Linked DNA regions of Mus musculus: region 1 is linked to region 2. The links are chromatin loops, found by intact Hi-C in ENCODE. Cell type or tissue: heart. All regions are shown on one strand. Links, peaks and the distances in the headings refer to the core of each region. The heading gives the core; the rest is flanking DNA. Region 1 overlaps Igdcc3 (immunoglobulin superfamily, DCC subclass, member 3). Region 2 holds the start of Ints14 (integrator complex subunit 14).

Region 1 (15,032 bases), core at 4,185-12,184, 230 kb after region 2:
CACTTTTGGAGATCTGGAGAGGGGTGGTGTCAAAGCCATAGGTCGGAGCTTTCTGAAAGACTGGTAGAGGGGTGAGCATTCTGGAATATTCTTATCCTTCCTATCTTCCTGACCCAGCTCATTCCCCCTCCACTTCCTTTGCAGATGGCCGCCCCATTGGGGTGGAGGGCATCCAGGTGCTGGGCACAGGAAACCTTATCATCTCAGATGTGACTGTCCAGCATTCAGGTGTCTATGTCTGTGCAGCCAACAGGCCTGGCACCCGGGTGAGAAGGACGGCCCAGGGTCGGCTGGTGGTACAAGGTATGGAGCAGCCAAACCCTTCCTGATCCTCCTCAGCATCTCTGCTGTGTGCCAGAGACCAGAACCTTCTCTCACTCCAGCCCTAGCCCCGCCCTAGCCCCGCCCCTCACCTCTGATAGGTCTCTGGCCAGGTCAAAGCCAGCAGGACTCCCCCCAGAATATGAGTATTAGCACCAGAGGGCTGTGGAGTTCTCAGACTTGCCGCCCATGATCTCAGCGGGTCATTCCCAGGGCTCACACATGTTCCTTCCTGTGGAGCCGTTTCATTCACACGTGTGCCACTTCCACGCTCACGCCCGCCTGCTGTGCGCTCCACTGTACCTGTCATCTCCCTCTTACATGGCAGCCCCCACCTTGCTCGCAGCAGCCAGCCTCAATTTCCATTCCCAGGGCTCCACCCCATCCCTGGAGCTGTCTCCTCTTGTGGCCCGGAATGGAGATGGGAGGTTTGGGGGGTGGGGGTGGGGGGAAGATCGGGAACCTAAATACTGTTTGTTTAGCATGCTATGTGCCGTTAATCTGCCCACATGAAAGTGATGGAGTATTTCATTCTTGAGTGTTAATAGAGGCTTGAGCAAGCCGGGGATTGGAGGGAAGTGGAATTAGGTGGCGGGGGCAGGGGGGGGGGCTCATCCATCTCCTGTCATTACAGCCTTGGAGGTGCAGCCAGCCCTATTAGCACATTTATTTATTTAACAATTTCCTGAGCACGGAGCTCAGCTTGATTGCTTTCGGATACAGATGTCAGTCTTTTGAATAGTCCTTAAGATGGAGTCCTTTTCCTAGATGCTGGGGTGAAGGAAGAAGACATAGAGCCTCTACTGGCTTCCTGGGAGTAGTCGCCCACCTCCCCTTCCCCTTCCTACCCCTCATGGCTGTCCCTGCTCCTCCCTACATGACCCCTGTGACTCTGCATGCTTCTCTGAATCCATTCAGCTCCAGCAGAGTTTGTTCAGCATCCCCAGTCCATCTCCAGGCCTGCTGGGACCACAGCCATGTTCACCTGCCAAGCGCAGGGGGAGCCACCGCCTCATGTCACATGGTTGAAGAATGGACAAGTGCTGGGGGCAGGAGGCCATGTCAGGCTCAAGAACAATAACAGGTGTGTGTGTTGGGATGCTTCCTGGGAAGAGACAGTGGTCAAAAATAAGTAACCCAAATATACTGTGTATCTCTAGCTAGAGTCTGGGGAACTGGGACTTAAGTCTTCAGCCCACCACCCTTGTGCAAATGAGTCTTGCTCTGACAAGGAGGAACTTGACCTCTCTGTCTCTGCAGTGGGAAGTGTGCCCGACCTCTGAGGCTCTCTCCCCCTTCCCCTGCAGCACACTGAGCATTTCTGGAGTCGGACCTGAAGATGAGGCCATCTACCAATGTGTGGCTGAGAACATTGCTGGCTCGTCGCAAGCCAGCGCCAGGCTGACCGTGCTGTGGGCTGAGGGGTTGCCAGGCCCCCCACGCAATGTCCGAGCTGTCTCTGTGTCCTCCACTGAAGTTCGAGTGTCCTGGAGTGAGCCTCTGGCCCACACCAAAGAGATCATTGGCTATGTCTTGCACATCAGGAAGGCTGCCGGTGGGTAGTGACCCTCAGAAGAGCTCTGTCATCCACTCTCACCGTAGCTAACCCTCCGTACCACACATAACATCCTGGCCTAACACCTTCCTTTCCTTCAGCACCCTGCTCCCTGACCTCAGTTCACCGAAGCAACCAAGACTCCTTCCTATCCCTTAACGCTCCCTACCCTTCATCTCCCAGACTCACCCAAGCTAGAGTACCAGGAAGCTGTCAGCAAGAGCACCTTTCAGCACCTGGTGAGAGACCTTGAGCCCTCCACTGCCTACAGCTTCTACATCAAAGCCTACACACCACGAGGGGCCAGTTTAGCCTCTGTCCCCACCCTGGCCAGCACCCTGGGTGAAGGTGAGGAGTGTGGGCGTCTTAGGGTTTCCGCCATGACCAAGGCAACTCTTGTAAGGACAACGGTTAATTGGGGCTGGCTTACAGGTTCAGAGATTCAGTCCATTATCACCAAGGCGGGAGCATAGCAGCATCCAGGCAAGCTTGGTGCAGGAGGAGCTGAAAGTTCTATACTTCATCTGAAGGCTGCTAGGAGAAGACTGGCTTCCAGACAGCTAGGATGAGGGTCCTATAGCCCCTAGCCACAGAGACACACCTACTCCAACAGGGCCACACCTTCCAACAGTGCCACTCCCTGGGCCAAGCATAAGCAAACCATCACAGTGGGATACAAAATTATAGACGCTCAGGCTATCAGAGCAGAACCATCATGTGTAACTAACTGTGCAGGTTGTATACTGAACAAGATGCCTGGTCCTCAGGCTGCGTGGGGACTGGCTGTGCTGGGAGGGAAGGACAGCCTTTTCTGATTCATTGAGAGATGCTGTCTGAGCAGAGACCAGAGGGCTGTCAGGATCGTGGGTTCTGGGTCACAGATGGAAAGCTAGAGCTCTCACTGACTTGTTCACATCTTGGCTCTCCAGCCCCTGTCCCACCCCCATTATCTGTGCGGTTGCTGGGCAGCTCCTCTCTACAACTGCTATGGAAGCCCTGGCCACGGCTGGCCCAACACAATGGAGGCTTCAAGCTGTTTTACCGCCCAGTCAGTGCAACCTCCTTCACTGGCCCCATCTTGCTCCCTGGGACTGTCTCCTCTTACAACCTCAGCCAGCTTGGTGAGACCTGCAGGGTGAGGGGCTGGGCAGGGTATGGTACTGGGGGCCAGGGGACAAAGGTGCCTGGCAGGGAGGGGATGTTGCTCAGTAGCCCTGCCTCCTGCAGACCCCAGCACCGTGTACGAGGTGAAGCTCCTGGCCTACAACCAGCATGGAGATGGAAACGCCACGGTCCGATTTGTGTCTCTGAAGGGAGCCTCTGAGAGGACAGGTGAGGGCTAAGGCTAGGACCTGTGCTGCAGCCTGGCCTGCAGGGAGGAGGATGTGTAGTAAGCAGACTAGGAGAGAGGACAGTATCTGTAGCCTCAGGCATACAGCTCAGATGGACGCATAAAGTTTAACATTGCAGCTTGAAGTTGTTTAGTTTCTCTGGACCCTGTTTTTTGTTGTTGTTTTGTTTTGTTTTGTTTTTTATTTTCCCCTGTTATGAAACAAGGTTAAGGATACCTACTTTATAAAACTATGGCCAGGATGAAATGATCCATAAAACGAAAACAAGGTGTAGCTGGTCCTGGCTGGAACTAACTCAGTTAATAGAGTGCTTGCCTCCTAAGTACAAAGCCCTGGCTTCCACACCCAGTGTCACAGAAACCAGGCATAGCATCTCTAATCACATCACTTAGGAGGAAGGAGCTGGAGGATCAGAAGTTCAAGGTCATCCTCAGCTACATAGCAAGTTTGAGGCCAGCCTGGGCTACATGAGACCCTATCTCAAAATAAACAACACTAGTCCTGCTAGGTGGCACAGAGCTGCTGCCATAGCAAGTACCAGAAAGGACCAGAAGACTGAGGTAGGGTCAGTCCCAAAGCAGAGGGAGAGAGCTAGGGAGTCTTGCTTCAGGCCAGGCAAGCCGTGCCCCAACCTGCCCTCCCCTCTAGCCCTGACTCCCCCATGTGACTGCCGGAAGGAAGATGTCACCAACCATACGTCCACTACAGGCATTGTTATCGGCATCCACATCGGAGTCACCTGCATCATCTTCTGCGTCCTCTTTCTTCTGTTTGGCCAGAGGGGCAGGTGAGTTGCGAGTCTGGGGAGGAGCGGCTGCAGGGGAAGGTGGCAGAGCCAGCACCTCAGTCCTTCCTCGGTCTGTCTCTAACCCCGATGGTGCTCCCCTAACATTTGGCTCACCTCTTAGGGTCCTCCTGTGTAAGGATGTGGAAAACCAGCTCTCCCCTCCCCAGGGTCCCCGGAGCCAGAGGGACCCTGGTATCCTGGCCCTGAATGGACTGAGCCGAGGAGAAGGGGGCCAGCTGAGCCGAGATGAAAAGCCGGTGGACGCCAAGGAGTTGGAACAGCTGTTTCCCACAGCTGGGTCAGCTGCACAGCCAGGCTCCACACCCACGGTGAGTGCCCAGGCCTCCAGCCCCTCTCCCTCAGTCTCTGACCCCTCAGTGCTGCCCCTCCCTACATAGTGGCCGCAGGGCACAATCTCCAACTCCTGCCTGAGCTGCTCCTTGGGTCCTGATCAGACTGGGAGGCCTAGGGATAGCCAAGCACATGTGGCCAGCAGGCAAGCCACTTGCTTCTGCACTTGGCAGGTGACAGCTATGAATGTGGTTCTACACAAAATTGTAAATTTACTTAAAGCAGGATGTGCCCACGTTTGGTGGTATACACCTGCAATCCTAGCATTCAGGAGGTAAAGGCATGAAAATCAGAATTTCAGGATTATCCTCAGCTACAGAGAGGGCAAGCCTAAGCTACCTGATACCCTCTTTTAAAAAAGAAAAGAAAAAAGTTATGAAGCTGGGCGTGGTGGCGCATGCCTTTAATCCCAGCACTTGGGAAGCAGAGGCAGGTGGATTTCTGAGTTCGAGGCCAGCGTGGTCTACAAAGTGAGTTCCAGGACAGCCAGGGCTACACAGAGAAACCCTGTCTCGAAAAACCAAAAAAAAAAAGAAAAAAGTTATGATTTCCAGCTTGGTGGTCCACACCTTTAATCCCAGCACTCAGGAGCCAGGGGCAGGGGGATCTCTATGAGTTCTAAGCCAACTTGCTTAATATAGCAAGTTCCAGGCCATCCAAAGCTACACAGTGAGACCCTCAAAGGAAAAAGAGAAAGTATTTCTTTTCTGTCACTTCACTGCCTGAATGGTCTCCAGCATGATCTTTTGGATGACGGCATGCTACCGTGCCCAAAGTTTAGGCATGTCTGCTGAACCCTGGGGTGGCATGGAGTCTGGTCCTTGCCTCCAGCTCTGATACTGACTTCCATATCTGACTCTTCCCTCCTCAGGATCCTGCAGCCCCTGCTCCATGTGAGGAGACCCAGCTCTCCATGGTTCAGCTTCAAGGCTTCAACCTTGTGGCAGGGAGGACAACAGAGGCCACGTCCCCCTGTGCAGGGCCTGGGCCTGTCCCAGCACCCCAGGATATAGGCCCTGTCCCCCTCAGTGAAGGACAGACCCAGCCTCCAGCAGTCGCAGCACCCCAGTGAGCTCACTGTGTTCCCGAGGGGCGGTACCCCATTCTCAGGTCAAAGGCGAGGTTTTTCCTGTTCTGTGGGATTTGGCGCTCGCCAGTGAAGGACAGGGTTCTCAAACCACAGGAACCAGTGGGTCCTACAAGCAAGGCATCTCCCTGCTCGAGCCAATGTCCCCTCACCAATGCCTGCTGCCCATAGGACTTAGGAAACAAACGTTTTCCTTTAAAAAAAAATCAAAATTTAAAAGTCAAAAAAGGAAGATGAAAGAAGAGAGAGAGAGAGAAGAAGTGAATTATACTCCAAAAATATGTCCCTGCTGTGGCCCGGCCCCTGACGCTGTCACCCTGCTCGGACCTTGTTTTCTCAGGATGGATTTTGAGCTGTTGTGACTCTCAGCACCTACCTCAGCCGGAATGAATGTCCTTGGGGGTAGTGGGGCAGTAGCCTCCGCCTCTACCCCACAGAGCCCGAAAGCACTCCTACCTCAAGCCCCTTAATGGGGGCCCCTCCCACCTATATTGCTGCCCAGAGTAACAGAAAAAGGAGAAAAAAAGAAAAAAAAGAAAAAAAACCAGAAAATTAAAAAAAAAAAACCTAACCCCCAAAAGAACCACTGTCCCAACTCCAAGTGTGAAAGAAACTGTCTACCTCAGGGCTCACGGCCCTCAGTGTGGGCCTGTGCTGTCACTGGACCCTCCCCCAGCCTCCTTCATCCCTGGCCTAGCCTACCTCTCCCCCACAGAGGAGGCTGTAGCTAGGTGACCATGGGGGCTTACAGAAATAGAGATGAAACTGGTCAGAAAGAAAATGTGAAACAAGCCAAAAACAAGAGGAAAGCTGTTCCTTAAAGTATAAATCATCCCAAACTAGTCGCATCCCTGCCTGCCACCTGAACTCCGGCTCCTGTGTCTGTCCGCCCTTGTTCTGACCTTCTCAGACAACCCACTGGCCACCTGCATCCCTATCGTCCTCCCTGCCTGGGTTTAGGGAAGGTGGGACATAACCTGTCTCCTGTTCTCCCAGACACAGGGCCCAGTCTCTGGAATGTATTGCATTGTGTGGAGGTGGGTGCTCTCCCATAGAGGCACACCAGCTTTCTGGGACCCAGGTAACCTGACCTGCCCAGTCAGCAGGGGTGGCCAAGAGTTATTTTTTTATGAGGTGTGTTTACGTTTTATTTCTCTTTTCTGTTGTATTGTTCTTTGAACTACTTAGGTTAAAAAGTAAGAAACAGAAAGGAAAAAAAAAACCACAAATACCTATTTTTGGTTACACTCAGAAACATTTTTTTAAATAGCAGAAGAAAAACTTTTTTTAAAGAAAAAAAAAAAAGGTTAAGTGTATTCTTTAAAAAATGAGGTTAGAACATAAAGTCCCTGACCCCAAATCCTCTAGGGATTCCCACCCTGAACTCTAGAGAATTAGCTAAAAGGTAGAATTTGTGGCGTTTCATTAGAAACCCAGACTCTTGTCCAAGTGGACTTGGGAAGGGCAGTCTGTCCCTTCTCTCAAATGGTAGGTGGATTCTAGGGCTCTTCCCACTCTGAGCCAGTGTCCTCTGTCCCCAAGTTGCTTCTCTGTGGCATCCCATTTTTCTTTGGTCAGAGAGGCTAGGGGAGAGGGGGCTGGCAGCCTCTTTGGCCTGACTTGGTTGGGTTTGTCACAGTGGATTCATTTTAACTGAATAAAAGTACTGTTGCCAAAGTGAACAGTGAGGTTTTTTTTTTTTTTTTTTTTTTTTTTTTTTGCTACAGTGTCAGTTTCTGGGCGGATGTCAGAGGGGTGGGGGTAGGGGAAGGACCCTCACAGGGCCTGAGATACTAACAGCCAAACTGTCCAAATTGTGTGAGGCACCCACAAGTGGACACAATGTGGGCAGGTCACATGTCCACACAAGGTTTTGTGAAGTAGCTGTGCTGGTGACCATCATTTTCATTATTAAATACATAATTCAAGGAAGGGGAGGAGGCAGGTCATAGCTCATTTGGCAGAATACTTGCCTAGCATGCACAAAACACTGCACTCCATCCCCAGCACTGCATAAACTGGGCTTTTTTTTTTTTTTTTTTTTTTTTTTGGTTTTTTTGAGACAGAGTTTCTCTATGTAGCTCTGGCTGTCCTGGAACTCACTCTGTAGACCACGCTAGCCTCGAACTCAGCAATCTGTCTGCCTCTGCCTCCCAAGTGCTGGGATTAAAGGCGTGTGCCACCACTGCCTGGCTTACAATCTTTCTTAAAGCAAGTCAGGAAGGCTGCTCATACTTAAGGAATTGGGACAAGAGTCAAGGGATATGTGGGCATATTTTAAAAACAACCATGGAGTCATATTCCTCTGTAATCCTTGTGCTAGTGTCTTAGTCAGGGTTTCTATTCCTGCATAAACATCATGACCAAGAAACAAGTTAGGGAGGAAAGGGTTTATTTGGCTTATACTTCCATATTGCTGTTCATCACCAAGGAAGTCAGGACTGGAACTCAAGCAGGTCAGAAAGCAGGAGCTGATGCAGAGGCCATGGAGGGATGTTCTTTACTGGCTTGCCTCCCCTGGCTTGCTCAGCCTGCTCTCTTATAGAACCCAAGACTACCAGCCCAGAGATGGTCCCACCCACAAGGGTCCTTTCCCCCTTGATCACTAATTGAGAAAATGCCTTAGAGTTGGATCTCATGGAGGCATTTCCTCAACTGAAGCTCCTTTCTCTGTGATAACCCCAGCTGTGTCAAGTTGACACAAAACTAGCCAGTACAGCTAGGAAGCTGGAGAGAGGCAGATCCTAGGGACTCACTGGCCCACCAGCCTGACCTGGTCCAAAAGATGAGTCTCAGGTTCAGTGAGAACTGAAGGAAAAAAAAGGCAAAACAAACAAACACAGACAAAAAAAATAAATCAGGTAAAACGCAATCAAGACCCCCCCCATCACCACTTCTGACCTACACACATACACAACCACATATGTACACACATAGTTACATACACATGCGCGTGCACACACGTAAGCATGCTGCCTGTATCATCTAGGGGCAGGAAGATCAGTTCTGGGTCATCTTCAACTAAATAGAGAATTTGAGGCCAACCTGGGCTAGAGAACCTGTTAAAAATCAAACAGGAGGTGGCAGGTGAAAAATGGTCTGTCGGGTAAGGAGAATTGCCACCAGACCTGATGACCCTGGGACCCACATGGTGGAAGGAGAGAAGTGACTTATTACCACCCCCCTCCAACCCCGCACTCCCCCCCTACCCACCCACTCCCACTTCTTGGCCCTGGCGTTTCCCTGAGAAGTGACTCTTGCAAGTTGTCCTCTGACCTCCACGGACACACTATGGCATGCACAGTCATATAGATACACATATAAGTAAGCAAACAAGACTTAAGTTGGTGCAGGAGAGCAGCAACTGAGGCAGAAGGCTCTCCTCTGACTTCCCTGGAGCCAGGCCTGGCAGTCTGGTAGCCCTGCACTTAAAAAGCTGGACCGCGACATGAGGACTTTTGCTGCCACCTTGTGGAACCAGTGAACACTACAGTCATTGGGATGGGTGTGTCTTATTAAATACCAGGAGCAGTCAAAATGTGCTTTGCCCCCTGTAAAAGTGGTGCAGAGCATGCCTCTATGAACTCACAATACAAATAACTCACAAGTGGATGCAAGCTAGTAACACTCTGTGAAAAGAGAAGGCAAGGCGTGGGATTGTTAACATTGTAGATTAAGGAAGGTTGTGTGGGGAAATAGAAAAGACAGGGAGAGCATTCAGGACAGAAAGCAAGACAGGAGCCAAGGTTGGAGGTGTGGCAGTGTGGGAGGCTGTCATTCGCTGTGTGGGGTGTGGCACTTAGTTACACAAATGGAAAACTTGTAAATGGAATGACCACTAGACTTCCACAGCATGTGCTCTTTTCAGGGTTGATGGTGCCTGGGATCTGCTCCGGGAAGAAGGGGGTTCAGTGAAGTCCCTCATCCCAGTAACAATGATGACAGCAGTCTTTTTAGTCCATGTGTTCATTTACAGTGGAAGAAGACAATATGTATGTCATGATGCATGTGTGAAGGTCACAGGACTATTTATGGAGTTTGATCTCTTCCACCGTGTGAGTCCCAAGGACTGAACTAAGACCATCATATTTAAAAGCCATTTAAAAGACCATTCTTATCAGATGAAGAAGCCAAGCTCCAGAGAAGTGAGGGGAGGATTCAGGGCCTGACTCCCAGATTCCTTGTGCTAAGCAGGCTGCTGCCTTGACCTGTGCTTCCAGAAGGAAACCTGGAGCATGGGATAGAAAGGAACTGAAATAGAGTGGGTTTTGTTTTGCTTATTATAATTTTTTTGAGGTTATAATATAATTACATCATCTACCCCTTTCTTTCCCCCCTCTAACCTTTCCCCTGCAATTCCCTTGCTCTCTTTCAAAGTCATGGCAATGTTCAATTGTTGGTGTGTGTGTGTGTGTGTGTGTGTGTGTGTGTGTGTGTGTGTCACATTCCTAAATATATAAATACAACCTGCTCATTCTGTATGTTGCTTGTGTGTTGTTTGTTTGTTTGTTTGTTTGTTTCAAGAATGAGGAGATCCTGGCCTACCTGACACGCTTCCTGTCCAAGGACTATGAAGTATATCATAAAATGGGACAGGGAAACTCATTGTCTGAGAACAGGCCAGGGACAATGCTTTATGTCCATAATTCAAGATGTCCTCACTCCTGCATGCCCATAATCCCAACACTTGGGAGGCTGAGGCAGGCGGATTTCTGAGTTTGAGGCTAGCCTGGTCTAAAGAGTGAGTTCCAGGACAGCCAGGGCTACACAGAAAAACCCTGTCTCAAAAAACAAACAAACAAACAAACAAACAAACAAACAAGGTGTCCTCACAAGAGGCAGGGGTGTTTAAGAGGACCAGCTAAGGTTTATAATCCTGGCTCTGTCACTGTCCAGCTGAATGACTGGTGGACACACCCTGATCTCTGTTCTAATTTCCTCCTGCATGGGTAGCAGGAGGAGTGAACTAGTCGGAGTCCATGAAGGCCTCGGGGCTGAGCACACTGTCATTATTATTAACGAGGAAAGAGACTAATGCTCTATTCCCATCACCAAGCTCAGCTATCTAAGACAACAAGGCCTTGACTTCTCCCGGGCACGCTTTGCATTAAGACCTCTGGGACTTTTTGCAGGCTGTGCCTTCAGTCTGTGCCGATCAGCACCATGGTCTTGGGAGCTCTTTTCCCATCCTCTCCAGCTAGAACCCCTTCTGTGCCTTTCACTGCACCTTGTTTAACTCTCTCATACTGAACCTCTCCTCTGAAATGCACAATGGGCTCATCTTCAACTGCTCCGGAAAGTTAGGGTTCAGTTTCCCAAAGGCAGAGAGGGCCTTTGTCACTTTATGATCTGACTGAAGCAGCAGTTGATGGATGCCCAGTGAAAATTGCGGAATGAGAGAAAGGAAAAATAAAAGGAGAAGAAAAAAAAAATGCAGAAGATGAACAAGAGATGAAGTCAAGCGTGCCCGAGGCTGGGCATATCAGCACACACCTTTAGTCTCAGCGTTTGGGGGAATGGGCAGGCAGCTCTCTGTGAGTTCAAGGCCAGCAACATTTAAGTCTCAGGCCAGCAAGGACTGCACAGTGAGATCCTGTCTCTCAAAACAAAACAAAAGATAAACCTGGGCTGAAATGGTGGTGTACCCCCCAACCCCTGTAGTGTCAGCCCTGGGCTACATAGCAAAAATACATTCCCAATAATAACAGTAGTAGTAATAATAATAATAATAGGGCTGGAGAGATGGCTCGGTGAGCGAGAGTGCTTACTGTACAATCATAGGAACCAGAGTACAGACCCCAGTACCCAAGTAACAAGCCTGTATCCCACATACCTGCAGACACACATGTACATCCACATCCACTGCGACATGGACACACATAAACATTTAATAGTAAAAATAAACAAACAAGCTTGCTTCCGCTACTAAAGGTGCGGCACTGGTAGAAAGACACTTAGGGTGTGTGAAGCCTTGGGTTCCAGCCCCAGCTACTGTCTAACTTCTTAAGGGAAATGAAAAAAAAAAAAAAAAAAAAAAAGCCCAGGGGGACATTTGCAGTTTAACATCCCCACCCCCAACCTCAGCTCCCTTTCACTCCTCCAGAGCATGAAAACAGACTTTGAGAATCCCAGTGCAGCTCCAGGCCTGACCTTTGCCCCTCTGACTATTTCTTCAACCAGTGGCGATCATAACCAGACATTAAGAGCTGCTTTGTGAAGAGATCAAATAAGGAGCCAACTAGGAAATTCCTGGCACCTGGTGCAATGTAGGCGCTTGATAAACACTTTTTGTGCAGATAGTGATGGTTTGGTGAGTCCTAGGATTCCAGTTGGAATATAGCTCAGGGAGAAAGGGCTTGCCTAGTGTGCAGGAGGCCCTGGGCTCAACCCCCAGCAGCAGGGGGTGAAACAGAAAAAGATATTGCAGACGTGTGACAAAGGACTCTACCCTAGTAGCGCTCTCCAGAGTTGACTGTTCTTGAATCCAACCCAGCAGTCACACAAAGGTCACAATGCATTCTCCTGGCCTCCCCCTCTTCCTGTTAAGACACAATAAAGGACTCTGACTGCCTGATTAGAGGAAGCGGATATACAATTAATTTCAATGTTAGGCCTAAAGCCCTCCTCCTACCTTTCAAGAAGAATTGCATACCTATTCCAATTTACACACTGAACAAACATAGGATTTTCCAGCGGGTTCTGCAGTCTTTGAAGTGACCAGACCAGACCATTGATTTATTTCCAACTAACCTCTTTCTTTGAACCCAAAAGGGTCAAGGTTAATTATATAATAAAACACACTGTGCCCAGCTGCCCTTCTGAGGGCACAGAGAGTCCCCACTCCCTTTCTGAGCCAGAAGAGGTGGATCGGGTTTCTGATTCCTTCCCCCCTCAATTCATTTCCTTCATCAGAGCCCATTAAGAAGAAGAAGGGCGGGGGCGGGAATGACCTCTCATTTCCTCCCCGAGAGATAAATTTTAATTTGCTGAAAACAACAAAGGGATGTGAGCCATGTGTTTACACCCCTTCAGCTGGAAAACCTTGCTGGGCACCCCTGTCCAGGAGCTGGCAAAGAGTTGGGTGGGGTAGCCAAGGTTTACAGACTCCTGAGCCTGGAGTCTTTATCTCCTATGAAGTGGAATAATGTCCCCCAGAGGGACCCTGCTGGTGCTGTGTTACCACAACCAAGACTCCACTAAGGCTGACACGATGGTGAACTAACCAGCCACATGCACACCCAGTCCTCAGTGGCCATTGAGATGGGCATCATGGCATGACCGTTGGTTGATGGTCCCCCCCACCCCCACCCCTGTGCCTCACTTGCCAGCCAGCCCAGCCTACATGGTGAGTTCCAGACCAGTGAGAGACTCGTCTCTAGATAAACAAGCAGACAAACAAATAAATGGTGAATAAACAAATAAAATAAATGTCGGGCACAGTGGTAAACACCATTAATTCCAGCAGCCTGGAGGCAGAGGCAGGTAGATCTCTGTGAGTTCAAAGCTAATTTACATAGCAAATTGAACCTTGCTGGTGGCTGGAGGAGACTTTGAGGTAGTGGTGGTGGTGGGGTGTTGGAGGGGTGATCTGATCTAAATGCATTGTGTATATCTATGAAATTCTCAAAGAATCTATTTTAAAAGTAAATAATTTTAAAAAAAAATTAAGGCTGGTGAGGTGGCCCGGAGTGTAAAAGCACCACCTGCATTCAACCCCTTAGAACCCACAGTGCACTTCGGGACAAGCGCACTCTCACGCATACAAGTAATAAGGATTCTTTGGTTTTTCGAGACAGGGTTTCTCTGAATAGCCCTGGCTGTCCTGGAACTCACTTTGTAGACCAGGATGACCTCGAACTCAGAAATCCGCCTGCCTCTGCCTCCCGAGTGCTGGAATTAAAGGCGTGCGCCACCACGCCTAGCTTAAAATGCTACATTTTATATCTGCCAAGTTCTTAAAATGCCCACGACTGGGGAAGGGTTACTAGAAAGTGAGGGCTTTAGGAGGCGGAGCCTAGAGAAAGGAAGTTGCATCTCAGGGGCGTGTCTCTGAGAAAACTTCCGGTCTCTGCAGGCTGGCCTACTTAGGGTTTCGGTACAGCGCATTCCTGCTATCCTGAGTTCTCTCTCCTGTCTGAGTTCATGCAGTGACCCAATGACCTTAGACCCCTGAGCCAGAAGCCCTCTCACCATCACTGCCCAGAAAGTTGAAAAAGAATGAGGCTCTTTTTCTTCCCATCGTTTAAAAGCAAAAACATTTCAGAAGGAGGCCAGCCTTGGAACGCCTGGCAACACGATCCGAGAGAGGCATGCCCGGGCTCTGAGGGAGAGAGACAAACGACAGACATGCAGCTAACTGGATGGAAAGTTGGATTTGATTCTCTCTTAGGTGTGCAGCCCAGAGAGGAGTCCCAAGCTTTCCCATGTAACTGATGTGGGGATGAAGTATGGGTGGTTGGGACCACTCAAGGACCAGCATCCCTCCTAAAGCCCCAAATCTGGAGATTTCCCACCGCAAAGCACCTGATCTAAATGAAAATGGCACCTCTGGAGACCCACTAAACCCGGAAGTTGCCTGCATCTGAGGACGGTCCTACCGTGGCCAAGGCGTCAGCCCCTGGGGACAGAGGCCCAGCATCTGAGGAAGGGATGTAGATTCCAGAAGATGGCCGCAGATTGTCCACTCCCCCCCCCCCCAAGTCAACCAAGGTCACCCTGCCGCGGATATACTGTGCTGTCTGTCGCCTCCTTGGCTTCCTTGGGGAATTGGGCCAGGCACAAGAAGTCCAGACACGTGGGGCCATCAACAGTGTCTTGGAGGAAGAATACGGAGACCCTTCTGGACAAGGGGAAGAACTTGAAGACTAGTGACTGAGCCATGCTCACGTTTGCTAGTAGCTGGCTCCAACATACCCTCTTGGATATGCCCTCGTGGACTGGAATCCTGGCAGGGGTGGGGGGCACAGCGGAGTAAAGAACGTCTTTCATGGCAAAAGAATATTTCCTTCTTAAAAGGACTAAAGGCTGTCCTGTGAATACTCTGGAAGCTGAGGCAGGAGGATGGATCCAGGTCAGACTTAATACATATTACAACCTTTTCACACACACACAAAGAGAAAGAGAGAGAGAGAGAGAGAGAGAGAGAGAGAGAGAGAGAGAGAGCGCTAGCTGACTGCTTTACCATTAGGAGACAGAGAGAGAGAGAGAGAGAGAGAGAGAGAGAGAGAGAGCGCTAGCTGACTGCTTTACCATTAGGAAGCCACCAGTAAAGAAAACACAATTATTCCCAGTCTATAGGTGAGAACACTGAGGCCTCTCAAGGTTATGAGACTAGGCAGCAGGCTGTGGCACTTGTTAACAGGTCCTCAGTTTTGTCCAGTGGGCTCCCTCTGTGCTTATTCTAGCAATGGATATGAGGAGGTTTTAGATGAAGTATGTCTCTATGGGCCATCTTTGAAAAGCAGGACCTGATGGATTCATTACTGTTAGCTAATTATAATCCTTTATATCCTGTGTCTTTAGTCATCCCCATGGTGTCTTCATTAGTGATCCCTGGTCCAAAGTGCAATCAAAACTCTC
Region 2 (14,424 bases), core at 6,425-14,424:
CTGGTCAGGGAGGCTTCATTTTCACTGTACATTTGACTAGATTGTTTTACCATGTGTATGCTGTAATAATCTAAATGTAAATTTCGAGGCAGGGTTTCAGGTAGCACAGGCTGGCTTTGAACACAGTGTGCAGGCAAGGATGACCTAGAACCTTTCATCCTCCTGCCTTCATCTCCCAAGTGTTGGGATAAGCTCGTGCCACCATGTCGACTTTGTGCAATGTCTGGGAATTGAACCCAGAATTTTGTGTATGCTGGGTGAGCACTGTACCAATTAGACTATATCCCAGCACATTTAAATTTGATTTATTTGTATGAATATTACCCATATAAGTAGTAATGACATTGAGTTACAAGAATTCTGAAAGACTAAACACACATAAAGTCAATGAAAAAGCATTAGACAGACTCAGAGTCACTGGGATTTAGTTTTATAGATGCGGGAGGAAAGACCCTCAAAGAACCCTTGTTTTATAAAGAGCCTTGAGGCCCAGATTTGGCAAATATCCATTAAATCTCCATATCTAAAGATATTATACAACAATTATTTAAAGATGCCTGGCTTTTCATAGGATAGTCATATCTCAGGAACGGGCCGAGTAACACATAGATCTCTCCAGTAACTCCCGGGAGAGGCACGGAGTCCCTGAGAGGAGAACAGGTGTGCTTCCTTTAACTTCACACAGCTCCAAGGGATCCAGACACGAGCCTCCAGCGAGTCTCCCAGGCTTTCTGTAAACCACACTAACTGGGAGCGCCAATGTGCCGGCCTAGAATATCAGAGCAGAATCATCAAAGGAGTGGGAATAAGTGAGCTTCCTCCTTTGCCCTTGGTTACCCTGGCCTCTCCCATCTTCTCCCAGCACCCTGCCCCTGGTGGAATGCAGCCCACGTGCACCTCCTACAGGAATTCTAGAGGGTCTCTCTCCTTCCCCTGCGAGAGGGGAGGAGAGCTGAGCCTGGCTGAACCATCCTGCCTAAACACATCATTTACCTTCAGACCTTGACATCTGGGTCTTCCAAGTTCGGGAAACTTGTCAGAATCCGGGGTCTCGAAGAGTAGGTGTGAAGTGGAACCACAAGGAACACCCCATTCTCCTCCTGCCGGCTCCCTTAGGAATCCTAATTCAAGGGTATGAAGGGCATGTCAGGGGACGCAGATCCAATCCTGCCTAATACCCGCCTCCTCTAAGAAGCTTACGGGGCATTGTACAAGTTCTGGGCCCCATAACAAACCCGAGGGGGTAGACTTTTCACCAGGGACACAGAATAGACCACCTCCACCAGAGTCAGTGGGGGAACTTCTCAAATTTGCAACTAAGCTATAGGAATTGTAGGCCATTTAGGGCTTCCATGCTTAGACGGGAGGAAAGACATAGACAGAAGCAGAAAGCTCTGAGAAACCAAGAGAAAGTACGTGGGGCTTAAGCGATCAAAAGACATCAGCACCAGGCTCCACTAGCTACCGTGGGAGTCTAACCATAAGTGTAAATGTGGAGACAGTAACACCCGTTCCACCTAGATGTAGGGTGAGTATGAAAATCAAGTTGAAACTGAGGGCCCGGGAGGAAAATATTCAGCAAATGTGAAAGCATTTTGGAATGTGTTTTATTAAGCCAAAAGAAAACCCTTAGGGAATCACGCTGGGACATCACAAGATACTGAAGATGCTGGCTCCTGAGCCTCTCGAAGCTCTAGCCTTGTTAGCATTTTGTCTAAGCTCCGCCCCACAGTTACCTGGCAACAGCCAGGTATGCCTGACTCACTATAAAAGGAGCTGCTTGCCCCCTCTGCTCTCTCTTGCTCTTGCCTCCCTGCTCACGCTCTGTCCCCCTCTCCCCCCTCTCCACCCCACGTGCTCATGGCTGGTCTCTACTTATCTATTCATCTTCTCTCTTCCTTTCCCTCTCCCTTTCCCTTCCCCCTCCCTTTCTCCACCTCTACTACCTTCTTAATCCCCCTCCCCATGCCCTGAATAAACTCTATTCTGTTACTAAACCAATGCCGTGTGGCTGGTCCCTACCAAGGCACCCCCTTCCCTCACACCTGACTACGCCTCCACTAAATATATTCCCTCCTCTCTTTATCTTTTTATAAATACATCACTGATCACTGTGGCAGTTTGGGTCCTGTGCCCTGCAGCTATGTCAAGCACTAGACAGAGTCAGATGAATCTGAGACACTGAGAGAACAGGTGTGTGCCTGCTCCTCTAACTCTGTCTAGTGCTTACAAGCTGCCTGCCCCTCCTTTCCTTGTATCCCACATGTACATGAGTGGCTGCTGCTTTAATCTGACATAGCAGGTAATCTCTCCCAGCCTCGAGTCTGCCCCATGTCATCCCGAGTATCCTAGAAAAAGGACAGGTAATTTGCTTCCTCTGCCAAACCCTGCAGGGGCACCATAGCTGGTGGAAGAGCGAGATAGACCTCTGTCCCGCAGTGACACCCGGTTTTGCTTTTATGCTGTCTCCAGCAGAACCAGGTTCATTTTCTTTTCCTTTCTTCAACATTCTGTCTGGCCCCCAGAGACGGAGAAGGGAACAACACAACTGACAATGCGAGTTCTCTTTATTTCTGTTTTAAAGTGTTATTTACGTAGTGCAGAGCATTCAGAGAAGAAGAAAGATCCCTTTCTCTCGTATCCTTAATAATGTTAACCACCTCTTGCTAGTATCTAACCTACATTTTACTTGATAGAAATGACTCTAGTTCCTTTGTCCTTTCCTCATGAAATTGAAGCACCAGTGGAATGTAGGAGAGTTTGCAGTTCGCCTAGGAATGCAAGCATCGTGTGCAGTAGTCCTGAGAGCCCGGACTGACTTCTCTGAGCAGAGATATAAGTAAGTAGCACTCTGGTCTGTAGGAGGAGGGAGATATTGACACTACCGGGTTGACAGGGTTGTCCTGAGAATTAAGCAATTTCTATGTGAGGCGTGTTAACGGTGCCTGGCACTGCAGTTGTGTTGCTTTGCTGATAGGGGCCATACGCTACCAGCTGCTGGGACTGTAGACAGATGTCAGAGAGGGCAGCAGATTCCCCACACAGACATCATGACAACTCTGTGTATTGTGTACTTGTGAGTCTAATCAATGCCTGCCTCTGACTCTCTTACTGACCCAGGAGCTCTAAGAGGACAGGACCTCGACTGGTTTGTCTTTTGCTAAATCCCCAGAGCTCAGAGCAATGCCTGCCGCTCAACATATTGATTTTGAGGCTGAAAAAAAAAAAAGAAAAAAGTATATCCAGCCAGGTGCATGCCTATGATTCCAGAACTAGGGAGGTGAAGGCAGGCAGATCAGGAGTTTGAAGTCAGCTTTGGTTACACAGTGAATTAAAGGCCAACCTGGGTCACATAGTGATAACCTATCTCAAAAAAAAAAAAGTTATCATAGGATGTGGAAGGCTGAGGTGGGGCTTGGAGGCCTGACCTACACAGAGAGAAGAATGATGCTCAAAGACTTTATGGGCTTTCAGTGGGCAAAGAAAGGGCAGGAGGGAAGGGAAGTTCATCCCCCCTTCTCTACGATACATTTTATCCTCTCCTCTGGAACAGGGTGGCAGGACAGACAAGGGCTCTGACCTCACAACAAACTCACTGCAAGCCAGGGCTCCAAGGCTTGGCAGGATAGCACGGGGGCTTCTCCTTGTCCTTTCCTACCCTCTGGATCTGATGTGGAGGGTTTGTGCACAGGGTTATTTACCTATTGCTGAGCCTACCTCGGGAATTGCTACTGTGATTTGAATGAGAGTGGCCCCCATAGGCGCATGTATTTGAATGCTTGGTCCTCAGTTGGTGGAATTGTTTAGGAAGGATTAGAAGGTGTGGCCTTGTCAGAGGATGTGTGCCACTGAGGAAGGGGGTGGAGCTTAAAGGTTTAAAAAGCCAATAACATTTCTAGTCCCCTCCCCACCCCCCTGCCTCTTGCATATGGATCTATGCTCTCAGCTACTGCTCCAGCACCATGCCTGCCTGCTTTCCTGCTGCTACGGTCCCTGCCATGATTGTCATGGACTCTAACCAACCCTCTGGAACTGTAAGCCCCCAATAAGCTCTTTTATAAGTCATGGTGTCTTTGCAGCAATAGAAAAGTAAGACAAATTCCAACTGCATAATCAATTAATTTCCCTGTGGAGAGTGGATACAATTCATCAAGAACTACAATTCAGATGCCTTCAGACCTGGGCAAGAAGAATTCCTTCTACCAGCTGTAGCAGGTATTAGTGGAGATTCCCAGGAATGTGGCTGCCCAGAGAATGAATGGCACACTGAGAGATGCCCCAGTGCCAACCACTCAGAGGTATTAAGAAACTTTTACATGGGGCCCTGTGTAACTGCTAATAAAGTAGTGAGTCTGACCAAGAATGAGTCTCCTAGAGTCTTATATCCTCGGGCTCCTCGCTCATAGGACCAGGAAGGCAAGAGTCCCCTCGGGATTGCTCCACACTACAGTAAGAGGAGCTATGGAAATGTACACACATCAGTCAGGCACTGTAACTGCACAGCCTCCAGCCTGTGGCTTTTTAGTTTTATGTTATTGTGTGTAAGGATTTTAAATGGGGATGGAGAAATGGCTCACCGGTTTAGCGTGAGCACTACTTTCACAGATACCTGAGTTCGTTTGCAAGCAACTATGCTGTAGCTGGTTATCAACTACCTGTAGCCCTAGCTCCATGGGCATCTCCTCTGGCCTTTGTAGCACATACATGTACCCACACCCATAGACATATACACATAATTACACCTACATAAATTTAAATAAGTAAATAAAATGTAAATTTTTTATTATTGCATGTATTAATTTGTGACACAAGAGTGTCACAGTGTATCTGTGGAGGTCAGAGGACAACTTGTGGGAGTCGGCTCTCTCCTTTCACCACAGGGTTCCTAGGATTGGACTCAGGTTTCTGGCCTTAATGACAAGAGCCTTTTTGTTGTTGTTGTTGGGTTTTTTGGTTTTTTTTTTGTTTGTTTGTTTGATTGTTTTTGTTTTGTTTTTGTTTTTTTTTGTTTTTTTTGAGACAGGGTTTCTCTGTATAGCCCTGACTGTCCTGGAACTCACTTTGTAGACCAGGCTGGCCACGAACTCAGAAATCCGCCTGCCTCTGCCTCCCAAGTGCTGGGATTAAAGGCGTGCGCCACCACCGCCCTGCGACAAGAGCCTTTTACCTATCATCTCACTGACCCACAAAAACTAAAGTGTAAAAACACGGTGTGCTGGCTACTTTTATGTCAACTTGACACAAACTAGAATCATGAGGGGGCCCCAACTGAGAAAATGCCTCCGTAAGATCTAGCTGTAGGCAAGCCTGTAGGGCATTTTCTTAATTAGTGATTGATGGGCTTCGGACGTTGCATACACAGGAGGTTGTGAGCTACCTGAGGAGAGTACTGGGAACTGAACCTTAGTCCTCTGGAAGAGCAGCCCGGGCTCTTCTCCCCTGAGCCATCTATCCGGCTCCTTATTTTGCCTTATGTACTTTTAAAGATGCTACTAAGGAGTTGGGCAGTGGTGGTGCATGTTTTTAATCCCAGCGCTTGGGAGGCAGAGGCAGGCAGATTTCTGAGTTCGAGGCCAGCTGGGTCTACAGAGTGAGTTCCAGGACAGCCAGGGCTATACAGAGAAACACTGTCTCGGGGAAGAGAAAAAAAAAAAAAAAAAAGAAAAGAAAAAAGATGCTACTAAGGTTTCACAAGACTGAGTAGCCAGAGTGACTAGGTGAAGAGGAGCCAAGATCATAAGGACCTTTAAGATACTTTTCAAAAAACATAATGTCCTGAAGAAAGAGATTCAGTTCTTTTTCTTACAGAAATGTGGCAATCTCCAATTTTCCTCTGCCCCCACAAAAGGACCCCTTTACTTTCTGCCTGTCTTCTTTCCATATCTAGCGTCACAGGAAACTGGCGGGGCGGGGCTTGTCGGGGCAGGGGCGGGGCTTGTCCGGTGGTGGATAAGGCAAGGTCCTGTTTGCGAAGTAAAGAAGTTCTCTGGAACTGGAAATGTATAAAAGCGTCTCTTTGTTCAGTGAGCCTGTCTGTGGCTTTAGAATAGAGAGCAGCTTTGTCAGTTTCTCAAATGCTCCGAGAAAGACTGAAAGAGGATTGAGAGCAATTAAAGAAAGAGGCCACAGTCTCTTCGTGAAGCACACTGCTGGGGAAAAGAGACACAGAGGCGGAGCCTGGCTTAGAGTCTTCAGAGGCATAGCAATAATTTCCAGGTTTGGGGGCTGGGTGGATGGCTGCGATGTGCTTGTGCACAAACATGAAGACCCAGACTTGGATCCCCATCAGCAATATAAAAATACAATGTGGCAACACAAGTGTGTGACTCCAGAACTGGAGAGATGGGTAAATGTCTTATGGGAGCTCAGTCTTGCCAAGCAGTGAGCTCTAGGCTCAGTGAGTCACACCATCTCAAAAACATTACATGAAGAGAAACTGAGGAAGACATCCCATGTACACTCCACATATGTACATACATCATGCACACCAAGATTTCAATGTTAGATTTCAATGATCCAAAGAAACAAAACATTTAAAAAGTGGAGTGCATGAGATTACTGGATTTTTGAAAGCTAACAGGAGGATAATAAAGGTTTATTGTTAATTATTTTTAATTTGATAGCAGCAGTATAAGTATGATTTTTTTTTTTAACGAAAAAGTTCTTATGTGGGGGGGATTTGGAGGGACGGCTCAGCAGTTACGAGCACTGGCTATTCTTGCAGATGGCAGGTCGTCACCACCTGTAACTCCAGTCCCAGCGGATCTGACACACTCTGCCAGTTTCTGCAGCCTTGTCTCTCCTCTGTAAGATGGAGATGGGATCTCTTGAGCAAACTGCCTGGCTGGTGAACCAAATTGGGAGCTCTGTGCTTGACTGAGAGACTATGCCTCAAAAAGAATAAGGTGGAGAGTGACTGAAGAAGATTCCTGACATCACCCTTGGGCTTCAATTCCACATGCACTCATAAGAACATATATTCATGCATACACAGCACACACACATGTACACATGAAAATGATAAAACAGACACAATTCTTTTTGTTGTTGTTTTTTTTTTTTTTTTTTTTTTTTTTTTTTTTTGCGCTTTGTTTTTTCAAGACACGGTTTCTCTGTATAACCCTGGCTGTCCTGGAATTCACTCTGTAGACCAGGCTGGCCTCGAACTCAGAAATCTACCTGCCTCTACCTCCCAAGTGTTGGGATTAAAGGCTTGCACCACTACTGTTCGGCCAGTCATAATTCTTATATCTAGAGCTATATATCAAAATGTTTCTGGATAAAATGTTAGTTGTCTGGGATCTCCGCCAAAATATTATGCTGGGAAGAAGTAGGCTGTAAATGAAATAAGATTGAAGACTTAACAGTTGACTGGTGATTTGCTCTGCCATTCCTCCATCTTTGTGTGTGTTACTCTGTGGTCTTTTCCTTTTGGGGGGCCTAGGGGAGGGGTCTCACTGTGTATCCCTGGACTCAACATGTAAATTAGGCCATCCTGGAAACCAGAATCTGTGGGTTCTACCTCCCAGGTGCTGGGATTAAAGGTGTGTGCAGCGCCATGCTGGCTTTTTTTTTTTTTTTTTAAGATGGGGTTTCATGTAGACCAGACAGACAGACTGTCTCTGAAGTTAATGAAGTCCATCTGTAGTTGAATTTCTGATCTTCTTGCCTCCACTTCCTGAGTGCTGGGATTGCAGGAGAGTACCACCAAGCCTTATTCATGCAGGGCATGGGACCCCGGACTCTGAGCACACTAAGCAAGCACTCTACCATTGAGCTACATCTCCACCTCCAGAAAATTTCTTGACATTTTTATTTTGTTGTTGTTGGTTTTTTTGTTTTTAAAGAGAAGGTCATATCTCAGATTTCCCTAGATTTCTACTTCGGTGGAAACAGTGTGATGAAGAACTGGTAGGGCAGAAGGGGAGAGGGTGGAACTTGGGCAAGAATTAAGGGTTGTTCAGGAGGCTGGTGAGATGGCTCAGTGGGTAAGAGCATCCGACTGCTCTTCCAAAGGTCCAGAGTTCAAATCCCAACAACCACATGGTGGCTCACAACCATCCGTAATAAGATCTGACTCCCTCTTCTGGTGTGTCTGAAGACAGCTACAGTGTATTTACATATAATAAATAAATAAATAAAAAACAAGAAAACAAGAACCTCTTTTAAAAAAAAAAAGAGTTGGTCAGGGCCAGGCTAGATGCAGCGGGAAGGATGATGAGGGCTAAGGGCCAGCACTGGTGTGTAAGAGCGGGGGAAGAGTGGAAAAGGGAAATGAGCCCATGGCTCCCCCTCTCTTCCTTTCTTTGCACTTTTTCTGTCTTCACTACTTACCCTTCCTGTCTGTAGATGAAACATCTCATCTTGGGGACTTATTCAAAAAGCCATAAAATTCCAGTTCAGCTCACGAGGCACAGGAAAGAAACTACATTTTCAACAAGTGCCTCCCAAAAACTGGGTATCTAGAACTCCCTGTGAACCCCTGAGAGGGGCTCACATTTGTCACTAACCTCCATTTTACAAGCACACTATGGCCAAACCACTCCACCTTTTCAAAGCCTGTGTCACAGCAGTTCACTATTTTAAGTCAGGAAATAAGAGGTGAGATATTACAAAGCGATGTTATTTATTGGTTTCCTTTAAAGTACGTGTGGGAACATGTGGACACGGGATCCTTTGGATGGGAAAGTTAAGGCTTGAAAGCCATCTCCTTTGAATTACTCTGTCTCTTGTCATTGATGTTCTGACTTTATCGTCATTGAACAAACTTCTGATTTGGAGCCAATCATGAGGTCCCCTCTCGATGGTTCTGTCTTTTATCATCAGTTTTAACAAAATGACTTGCTGGGCGTGGTGGCACACGCCTTTAATCCCAGCACTCGGGAGGGAGAGGCAGGCAAATTTCTGAGTTCGAGGCCAGCCTGGTCTACAAAGTGAGTTCCAGGACAGCCAGGACTACACAGAGAAATCCTGTCTCAAAAAACCAAACCAAAAAAGAAAAAAAAAAAAAAAAAGACTTATTCCTTTCTACGTCACCGAAAAGCCAGCTGTTCAGCAGAACGAGGACGACGACAACAAATCTGAACACCTATCAGATCATTAAAAATGAGCAAACTAATTAACTTAAGTTTAGTCTTTAAGGTCATAAACCAGACCATGTATCTAAGCTGGCCTAGAACAGCAATCCATGGCTGAATCATCACCACAATAGAGCAACTAGACAGATAACTCCTCTGTCTGCATAGTCTTGGCCAGATCTCTCCCATTACGGCTAAGTAATCAGGCTATATATTCTTACTTACCTAGAGCCCCATAACTGTTCAAACATAGCAAGGTCTTTTGAAATATTGAAACTAGCCTGGTTGGAGAAAGATGTCCTGCAGCAAACAAAAGCTAAGTCTACAGGCCATGCGGCCTTGATATTGGTTCCCCAGAGTCTAGTGTTGGCTTTCTCTGCCACCTCTAATAGAAAGAGGAAACATTAAAGAACAACAAACACTTTCCCACGGAGCAAGTTGTGGTAAGTCAGTTCTAAGAGTTTCCCTTCCTTATCCCGCTTGCAACCCATAAGCTTAAAGAAAGCCATATGCCTAAGACTTTACAGGGAGCTCTGTGTTCTCACTTGTAATTGCTGTTGTGAAGTATTGGTCTTTGAACCATAACTACCCAGCGTTCTGTTAGCATCCGTTGAGGCCTACTACTAACTGACATTCTCCAGGCCCCTACAGCCCACAGGGTTAGCAAGTCACCTTTTGCCCACCTCACCCTCTCATCCCCGCCCAGGAACTCCCTGAGGCATATGCTATGCTAGGGACACCTGGTGGAGAGAAGCAGGCAGGGACCCTCAAAGCCTTACATGGAATCCTAAAAGCAAAACCTTCAGCACATCTCAGGCACAAAAGCAATAACTGAGTCACGCTTCTGCCGGTCTCAAAGTCAGGGTAGGGAAATAACGTGGTACTAAGATCTCAATGCAACTTAGACTCAGGGCAGCCAGGTGCTTACAGTCTGAGCACTCAGCCGGGGATTACAGTTTTTTAAGAGTAGGAAGAGCATCCTACTGTTCTGTCGGTGTGACTGAGAATTCTGAAGAAGAAAAGCAATGACAGAAATGTTAGACACTGGCCAGGGGTCTACAGGTTAATAAAAAGGCAAAGCAGAGATAAATGGAGGGAGGCACCCAGAATGGGGTAAGACAAAGGGGGAAGGGCCAGAAACCCCCCGCAGGGCTCAGCCTGGGAGGAAATTGGGGCTCCGTGGGCAAGAGACAGAGGAGGAGCACCCCCTAGCGTCCCGGGAGAGCCACAACCCAGCGCCCGTGGGCTGGAAGCCCCGCCCAGCCCACGCTATTCGCTGCCTCCGGGTTCCCTTATGTCGCACGGCCCTTAAGTTCCGGCTATGGCGCGCGGACGGAAGGTTTAAGCGGACGGACAGAGGCTGGAGATGGGCTCCGGGTAAGTCAGGGAATGTGCCTGTTGAGGGCTGTGTTTCGATGGCGGTTGGGGTTACAGGGGAAGGAGTGGAAGGAACAACACAGGGCGGGCGGCGGACCTTCTCTGAGGCCCGCGTAGGGTGGCGGTCTCAGGGGCGCTGGCTCCAGGGCCTGCGACAGGCCTGCCCTCTGTGTGGCCCGGGTCTTGTAAGCAGCAGGATTCCGCGCTTGGGGCCGTGTTTCTTCCTCCCCTGAGAGTCTTCCGTCCCTGGACCCTGAGACTTCCGTCCCCTCTTTCCCCGAGAGTTCCATACAACAAATGTTTTGGGCTCGTTTTAAAGGTAAAGGTCTATTCTTCAGTTGCAGTCTTAAGTGAACTCTGCTGCACTTCAGGCTACCCATTCAGATATTAATCATCTGAGAATTTAGAGGAATTCGTAGGGCAAGCCAGAGCGACAGAAAAGCCGACGTGTATGCACTTAGAAACTGAAGTGGAGCTTTGAGAGATTCCTGAGCGTCAAATTGCTATGAATGGGCTAATGATCCCCTTCAGAGTAGAACTATAAATGTAATTGATGGCTTTTAGAGCAGTCATGTGGCGAGGATGTATCATCAGGAGTAGACTGTCCAGGAGAAAGAAAACCCTTGGTTATCTGAAACATTGTAAAATGGTACCAATTGGAAAGGCTGAGGGCGGTGTGGGGAAATTTGATCAGAGTCAGCCCAAGTGAGAAATACATCGTGTTATCTACTAATGAGAGATCTTTTATTTTTCAGTTTTGTGGCTAAGCCCAGACTGCTTGAGTGAAACAGCCTTCAGGGACGTTCCATTCTTTCGTTTATCCCAGTGCTTACAACCCAAAAACAAAATTGGATTGCCACAAGTCGGCCACGGCTGAGGAAGTGCACTCGGGCCCTGACACAAATGCATCAGTCAGGAGAAAGAGCCAGCTTCTCAGGTGTCTTCAGAGAAGGCCAGACTGACAGCTGCGGTCACCCATTGCAGTGCTAGCAGCAATTTCATGGACTGGAAGTGCTTGTTGGTACTTGATCCAGAAAACTGTTTCTCAATCTCTTAAGAGGTGAGGGCGTGATCATCAGCTTTAAAAACCATAAAGGCTTCCGTGCATAAATGTGACCCACAAGAGCTGGATAAACTGCACCTGAGCAGAAGTGCAGGACTCCCTGGTGGCTCTGCTTAAATAAGAAAGTGTATTTTTGTGTACAGAGTTAAAATTTACAATGTATTTTCCTAATGAATTAATGTATGTTGTATTAGGGGTAGTTCATTGGTTATGTTGAGATTTTGATGAGCACCTGCTGTGTGCCAGATGTAAACCTGAGTAGACATTAGGAAGCAAAGTCTTTTTAAAATTTTATTATTTTTTTATTTTTTTTTTGGTTTTTCGGGACAGGGTTTCTCTGTGTAGCCCTGACTGTCCTGGAACTCACCCTGTAGACCAGGCTGGCCTCGATCTCAGAAATCCGCCTGCCTCTGCCTCCCGAGTGCTGGGATTAAAAGTGTGCGCCACCACTGCCCAATATGAAGCAAACTCTTATTGTGATCCTTGCCCTTAGTGACCTCATTTAATACAGTTCTGAACTCACTTTTCCTAGGCAGCATGGACCTAGGAAAATGCTAGTATGTAGCAAAACAGGGCAGTAATGCTTGGGGGTGGGGGGTGTCGGGGGTGGTGAGGTCATGTCATCTCCCAGAAGAGTGAATATGTTTAACACATTGTTTAATGAGACAGAGAGAGGGATACATATTTAATTTTTCCTTAGGGGCTGGAGTGGTTCCGTGGTTAAGAGCACTTCTGGAGACCCTGAGTTGAGTTCCCAGCACCCACATTAGGCAGCTCACAACCACCTGTCCAACTCTAGGGACTCTAACACCCTCTTCTGGCCTCTGAGGGCACCTGCTCATGTATGGCAGGCGCTCACACAGATACATACACTGAATAAAAAATGAAATTTTCTTTTAATTTTCTTTCCTACTGTCTAACATTTTGGACTGGTAAAGAGAGTCTGAAAAGTAAAACTTTTTTCTCTGGGTTAACTTCATTGGTATTTGATACATGAGCTGTTACAATATGTGAGATGTATCTATGGCCAATATGTGGTTAAAAAAAAGGCTTTTCCTGTTTGATCTGCTCTTACATATAACATTGTTGCCATGAACTAGTATGTGCTGAGTTCCCAACAACCTACTTACAAAGGAATTGCAGACTGTCACACAGTTACAGTTGGACATGTACTGAAGGGCAGTGCCTGTTGTTAAATTAGAGAACACTACATTTTGAATCTGTTGCATCTACCCTAATTCTAGATGATGTATGCAATGTGATTTTTTTTTTCCTATTTTGGTCCTTTGAGACAGGGTTTCATATAGCTCAGACTGGCCTCAAACACCTTACATAGCTAGGAATGACCTTGGGCTGACTCTCCACCTTGCTAGGGCAGAGATTATAGGCATGCACCTCTGTTTTTTGAGACAGAGTCTTACTATATAGCCTTGGCTATCTTAGCGCTCACTATGAAATCCAAACTGGCCTTGAATTCACAAATCTGTGTCTTGGGTACTTGGATTAAAGGCATATGCTACCTTGCCTGGCCTACAATGTGATTTATATGAATTCGCATGCAGCCTGTACACACATACACATACGCATATTGTGAAGTGCTTTTTTTTTTTTTTACTCATTCTTTATATATAATCTGTGTCCTTTATTTATAGCTCTATAAAATGTTATTGACTCTGCAGATGAATAGAGGACCAACAGTCTCAACCCACATGAGCAGATCTGAGTATCTGGGAACTTTATTCTTGAGAAAAGAAGATATGTTTTCTCCATACTGAATCTTATTTCATTTTAAATATGAAACAATATTCATCAAGACACTGGCAAAAAAGTTAGCAGTTGTCAGGTAGTACATACCATATACTGGCTAGGTTGTTCTTCAGTAAATTGTTAAGGAGTTGAAGTAGGAGTTGTGTAAAGTGGAAGCTCCATAGTCAAAGAATTTAATGAATTGAATGTAATGTTCTTGGTTTATGCTGGTTAGTGGGTGTGTCTAGGAGAGGCCCTCATGGTCAACTAGGCTTTGTGTTTTCCTTCTCCTGTAATTCTGTGGTGCTCACCACCACATAGTTCTGGGAAAGTGGTTTAAACTGTGGTTGAGAAAAAAGAAATTGGGGCTGGAGAGATGGCTCAGTGGTTAAGAGCACTGACTGCTCTTCCAGAGGTCCTGAGTTCAAATCCCAGCAACCACATGGTGGCTCACAACATCTGTAATGGGATCTGATGCCCTCTTCTGGTGTGTCTGAAGACAGCTACAGTGTACTCTTATACATAAGGAAAAAACCCTTCCTTCCCAGGATATGTAAACTCTTATTTCTCTTCCACAGCATTTCTCTGGTTGTAGCTGGCTGTGTGCTGAGAGGGAGTGCTAGAATTGTCCATCATGCCCACTGTGGTGGTAATGGATGTGTCCCTGTCCATGACCCGACCTGTGTCTGTCGAGGGCTCTGAGGAATACCAGCGGAAGCACCTGGCTGCCCATGGCCTGACGATGCTATTTGAACACATGGCCACAAATTACAAGCTTGAATTCACAGCGCTGGTGGTGTTTTCGTCACTGTGGGAGCTGATGGTCCCCTTTACGAGAGACTACAACACCCTGCAGGTACGCATAGGAATAAGCTATTGTGGATATTGAAGGAGCTCAAATGGACTGGGAGAAAAACAGTGTTATGATTGCTAAAATCAGTACAATTTTAGAACTTGGAATTGTTTCAAAGAGCGTAGGTATACAATCTATAACAAAACAAGATTCACAAGGTCTTGGCTTTCTTCTGGCAGAGCCATGAGATAAGGATGTTGCTGTATTTTCCTCTCTTGGTCTTCTGCAATCTGAATGCTAAAATCCAGCATCTTTATGTTTAAACTCCACTCCTTTCTGGTTTTTTCAGGACAGGGTCTCTCTGTGTA

What was found. Peaks named below come from ENCODE experiments on the same cell type or tissue, not always from the same donor. Only the 100,000 strongest peaks of a DNase experiment are listed, where the experiment ranks them.
Region 1: it touches region 2 in a loop (19-fold over the local background); 1 of 42 quality-filtered maps calls a loop at or near these places.

Annotation. Positions count from the first base shown.
Region 1 is chr9:65,179,897-65,194,928 of GRCm38, forward strand. It overlaps Igdcc3 (immunoglobulin superfamily, DCC subclass, member 3), which reads left to right. Exons shown (of 14, transcript NM_001357257.1): 6 at 145-303; 7 at 1,240-1,405; 8 at 1,629-1,876; 9 at 2,060-2,224; 10 at 2,806-2,997; 11 at 3,104-3,208; 12 at 3,877-4,015; 13 at 4,137-4,344; 14 at 5,238-7,135. The coding sequence ends at 5,438. It overlaps Gm40527 (a long non-coding RNA gene), which reads left to right and starts at 13,336. Exons shown (of 3, transcript XR_870869.2): 1 at 13,336-15,032. In heart, for the core only: a CTCF peak has its summit at 8,930 (motif pointing left); DNase peaks (open chromatin) are centred at 8,895 and 11,945; H3K27ac peaks cover 412 bases.
Region 2 is chr9:64,950,485-64,964,908 of GRCm38, forward strand. Ints14 (integrator complex subunit 14) reads left to right here and starts at 10,348. Exons shown (of 13, transcript NM_001077631.2): 1 at 10,348-10,454; 2 at 11,210-11,514; 3 at 13,842-14,119. The coding sequence starts at 13,898. Slc24a1 (solute carrier family 24 (sodium/potassium/calcium exchanger), member 1) reads right to left here and starts at 1,136. Exons shown (of 10, transcript NM_144813.2): 1 at 994-1,136. In heart, for the core only: CTCF peaks have their summits at 10,086 and 10,298; a DNase peak (open chromatin) is centred at 10,407; H3K4me3 peaks cover 2,023 bases; H3K27ac peaks cover 1,657 bases.